2 separate regions of the Homo sapiens genome follow, and region 1 is linked to region 2. A link is a loop called in an ENCODE intact Hi-C map of the cell type or tissue named here. Cell type or tissue: endothelial cell of umbilical vein. All regions are shown on one strand.

Region 1 (2,500 bases), 220 kb before region 2:
GGAGGCTGAGGCATGAGAATCACTTGAACCTAGGAGGTGGAGGTTGCAGTAAGCTGAGATTGTACCACTGCACTCCAGCCTGGGCGACAGAGTGAGACTCTGTCTCATAAATAAATAAATAAATAAAAAATACTGAGTCACGATAGTAGAAAATCCATTTCCTCGCAGAGGCAGAGAAAAAAGTTCTGAATTGGGTGCCTGTTTGTATTACAAGGCTGGATGATTTTCTTTTTGATATTTTGAAAGGGATATTTTCCAGAACAGATTTTTAGACTGCAGCTAAAAGCATAATGCTTGAATTTGGTAAGCACTTATTAAGTCTCATACAGTTTGTGGTGGCTGTGATGATATAAGACTGAGAGACAAGGAGAAATTTCTCAACAAATGTCAAAATTGGAAGTGTCTTATATTGTTTTAAAATTGGGAAGAGCTAAGGAGATGGAAGATATAAATCAAATAATGTACTGAGTTGGACTGGCAGAGCCTGAGGTACTTACTACCCTTAATTACTTGGCAAGGACAAATGACACTTGGAATTAATTGCTCACTGTGTCAGACAATGTGTTACTTTGATATAGACCAGTGGTTCTCAAACCAGGATGATCATCTCAATATAGATTCCCAAGCCTTGCCCTGAGATTTCAATTTTTGTAGGTATTGGGGTGTGGCCCAGGAATATTTTAACAAGCTCCCAGTTGCTTCAGATGATCAGACAGGTTTGGGAAGCACTGATTTAGACTATTGTCTGTGCAACAGGAACCCTTTTTGTGGGGCTTTTTGCTTGTTAAAATTCAGATTGCTGAGCTCCACCTCCCATATTTCTGATTCATAGGTTTTGAGTGGGGCCTTTGAATTTGCTTTTCTAATAAGTGTTTAGGAGATGCTGATGTGGCTGGTCCTGGGACCACACTTTGAATACCACTGACATAGACCATCCCCAAGACTCCTGGGCACACTCAACAAAGAAAAATTCCATAGCGAGGTCTCCAGTTTTTGTGGCTCAAGTTTTTGCATTTCCTTTTCATGTTCTACTTCGTGATTTCTTTTTTACCCTGGAATGAGCATTAACTGATGGACCTCTGTCCCAGGGGAAGGTTTGGAGAGGAAAGAAAATGAAGTCTGTTGACTAGGAAGGTGGTAGTATAAGGAAAGTATCCCAGAAGTTGTGTAGCTGTGGGCAAAACCCTCGTTCTGTGACCTTGGTTTTACTGTGATCTGGCAGGTCTCCTCATCTTCCTGAGCTCCAGCCATGCTTCCTCAGTGTGCTTCCGCCTGCCAGGAGGCGTTTGCTCTTCTCTAAGTCTGGAAAGCTCTTCTCGTTTCCCTATTGTCTTATTGCTTGCTTAAACTTGAGTCTCTGCTTGGTCATCGCTTCCTCAGGAAGCCTTTGCTGACCTCCCTCAGTGGGTCACTCCTTTTATACACACTCAGCACCATGTACTTGCCTATCTCAGCAGTTACCACAGTGGCAGTTTTTTATTTCCTTGCGTGATAATTTGATTTGTCTCTCTCCACTAGACTGTAACCTCTGTGCTTTACAATGTAAAAAACCGTATCTGTTTGTGTTCCTATTGTGTTCCGGCCTCAGGCACTGTGCCTGGCACATAGTAGCTGAATGAGCAGCAATGAATGGGGTCACACTGTACAAACAGAGTGGCAAGGGCAGGGTAGGTATTCCAAACTTGGCTGCATTTCTGCCTGCGTGTTTCTAGAAGATACTGCTATTCTTATAATTTCCTATTTTTTGCTCAGATTCATTTCTCTTATTTTCCAGAGTCCTGACAGTACGACTACTATTTATTGAGTGCTGACTACATAGGCCAGGCATCAGCTATGATCTCACATTTGACACTGATTTAGGAGGTCAAGAATCTTAGTCTACTAACATTTAAGATAGCATTTTTTCCCTGAGATTCTAAAAACCACAATGTGTGTTGTAAAGATACAATCTATAGATAAAAGTAATTTTTTAAGTTTTATATTAAGGAAAAACAGCAAAAGCAATTTTATTTTTAAACTAAGGCTTTTTATGGAATTGGGGATAGGTGGTGCCAAAGGATAGATAGTAAGGTGATTTCCAACGAATTGGAAATAGGACTGCCCTCTAAATCTCATAACTGGTAATGTCCAGAAAACGCACTCACTTTATAGAGACAGGGTAGTTTGGTTACTGGCTAGAACAAGGCTTGACTAACAATACTTAAATGTCCAAACCATATCTATGTCAATAAGAAAGGGATTGTGGCGTGGTGGCTCATGCCTGTAATCCCAGCACTTTGGGAAGGCAAGGGGTGGGCAGATCACCTGAGATCAGGAGTTTGAGACTAGCCTGGCCAACGTGGTAAAACCGCGTCTCTACTAAAAATACAAAAGTTAGCCAGGTGTGGTGGTGCACACTTGTAATCCCAGCTCCTGGGGAGGCTAGGCCAGGAGAATCGCTTGAACCCAGGAGGCAGAGTTTACAGTGAGCCAAGATCGCGCCACTGCACTCCAGCCTGGG
Region 2 (2,500 bases):
TCTAATGGAATCAGAGAGTAAAGCTAAGAACAAAGTTCTTACTTAGCCAGCATAAGTAAAACCACAAGAATATGGCACAGCAGACACCGCCTTTATTTGTCACATGAGGTAAAAATAAGGACAATCTAGTTCAGTCACATGGTCTCAACTAAAAATATTAGTGAGGGCAGAGTTATGGCTATTTTATTTTTATCTTATCCTTTTGAAAGTTCTATTTTTGTAAATATTTTTAACATACATAATATGTTAAAATGGCTTTATATGTACATAACTTTATAAAGAGATAAACATTTCATGAACTAGTGTTCTCAAACTTTTTTATTACTGGTGGCATGTGCAATCAAAACAGTACAGAGACCACTGCGAAAGAGAAGCAAACTAAAGCAAAAGAATATTCAACTGGCTGGGTGCAGTGGCTCACATCTGTGATCCCAGCACTTTGGGAGACCAAGGTGGGAGGATTGCTTGAGCCCAGGAGTTCAAGACCAGCCTGGGCAACATAGGGAGACCCCGTCTCTACAAAAAACTTAAAAATTAGCTGGGCATGATGGTATGTGCCTGTAGTCCAAGCTAGTTGGGAGGTGGAGGTAGGAGGATCACTTGAGCCTGGGAGGTCAGAGGCTGCAGTGAGCTGTGATCATGCCACTGCACTCTAGCCTAGGCAACCGAGCAAGACCCTATCTCAAAAAAAAAAAAAATTATTATTATTTCTCCAAATTCACAAAGCAAAAGAGTGAGAGCCAGATATAAGTTCTGGCTTGCTAGAGTCCCAACCACAGCCAGCTCCCACCTCTCAGGGGCTCTTTGATCTCCAAACTCCCACCTTCTTAAAATTTTTTTTCTAATATTACACAGTATGTGAATTAAACCCAAGATGTAGTAAAATAATGCTGTGGAAAGAATGAGAGTTCTGGGGTCAGCTGTAGGAATGTTGTCCAGGCCCTGCAATTTATCAGCCCTCTAACTCCCAGGGGTTTCGTTTACTCCTCTATCAAATGCAGGTGAATGACCTCATAGAGTTGCTGTGAGGATTACATGAATTAATAAATACGAAGTTTCCATCCTTCCCAGCCCTTGTGGCTATTATATTTTAATTCTAATTCATGAAATTTAACTCTAGAAAGTGAGTTTGGCCCAAATACTTCCATGAGTCAGGAGTCCTGTGGAAATGAATCATTTCCTCCATCCCCAACATACTCACATAGACAGCACCACCTCCACATCAACCTGAAACCTGAGACACTTTCACTTCAATTCTCCCCAGCCTATGACATCTGCACTGCAGTGCTCCCAGGACTCAACACTGAGCCCCTCTAGGATGCCTCACTCTGCCAAAGAGAATGTTCAGTTTCTTTTTTTTTTCTGGATGTAGTCTCACTCTGTCGCCTAGGCTGGAGCACAGTGGTGGGATCTACAGTGGTGGGATCTCGGCTCACTGCAACCTCTGCCTCCCAGGTTCAAGTGATTCTCCTGCCTCAGCCTCCCGAGTAACTGGGATTACAGACGCCCGCCACCACACCTAGCTAATTTTTGTATTTTTAGTAGAGAAGGAGTTTCACCATGTTGGCCAGGCTGGTCTTGAACTCCTGACCTCGTGATCTGCCTGCCTCGCTCCCCCAAAGTGCTGGGATTACAGGCGTGGGCCACCATGCCCCGCCTCAAGAATGTCCAGTTTCTATAACTCTCTTGGCAATACTAATGTACCATGTCACTAGGAGGCTAGATATGGAAGCCATGTTCCCTAGGGAGTCATATCAGAGTCTTGGAGTGGTGGTTTGGCAAAGTAGATCAATATAAAGGTGTAATTTTATTTTTATTTTTATTTATTTTTTTCATTTGTTTCTTTTTCTCTCTTTCTTTTTTTTGAGACAGAGTCTTGCTCTGTTGCCAGGCTGGAGTGCAGTGGCGTGATCTGGGCTCACTGCAACCTCTGACTCCCTGGTTCAAGCGAGTCTTCTGCCGAGTAGCTAGGATTACAGGCACGCACCACCACGCCCAGTTAATTTTTATATTTTTAGTAGAGATGGGGTTTCACCATGTTGGCCAGAATGGTCTCGATCTCTTGACCTCGTGATCTGCCCACCTTGGCCTCCCAAGTGTGCTGGGATTACAGGCATGAGCCACCGTGCCCAGCCTCATTTGTTGTATTTTTTTTAACTCAGCATCTAAAAGGGTATAATTTTATACTTAGAAAAAAGCTTGCATAATACAAACTACAAAAGGTAAAACTCAACAGGCCATGTTAACTGGTGAGGATATCCAGAAGAACCTGTGACTGTAATGGTGGGAGGTGGGAGGGAGTAGAGTTAGGGGAGCTCCTAAAGGAGGGAATTTCAGAAAAGGGTGAGTGTGAGAGTTTTATGTCTATAAAATGGGGACAAGGCTTAAAAACTAATGAGCAAGAGGACAGACAAAAGATTTGAAGAGACACTTCACCAAAGAAGACATTCAGGTGGAAAAAAAAGCATATAAATGGATGCTCAGCATCATTGGTCATTAG

Evidence for each region. Peaks named below come from ENCODE experiments on the same cell type or tissue, not always from the same donor. Only the 100,000 strongest peaks of a DNase experiment are listed, where the experiment ranks them.
Region 1: a loop joins it to region 2, with 2.8 times the contacts of the local background. A loop is called at or near these places in 3 of 110 quality-filtered maps.

Annotation. Positions count from the first base shown.
Region 1 is chr13:44,931,982-44,934,481 of GRCh38, reverse strand. No RefSeq gene overlaps it. Among named protein-coding and RNA genes, the nearest start is that of TRE-TTC2-1, 15 kb to the right of the region's middle. In endothelial cell of umbilical vein, no CTCF peak of the experiment used is centred here; a DNase peak (open chromatin) is centred at 1,451; H3K27ac peaks cover 2,500 bases.
Region 2 is chr13:44,709,493-44,711,992 of GRCh38, reverse strand. All of the region lies in intron 2 of LOC105370185 (a long non-coding RNA gene), which reads left to right. Among named protein-coding and RNA genes, the nearest start is that of LINC00407, 70 kb to the right of the region's middle. In endothelial cell of umbilical vein, no CTCF peak of the experiment used is centred here; a DNase peak (open chromatin) is centred at 1,172; H3K27ac peaks cover 1,794 bases.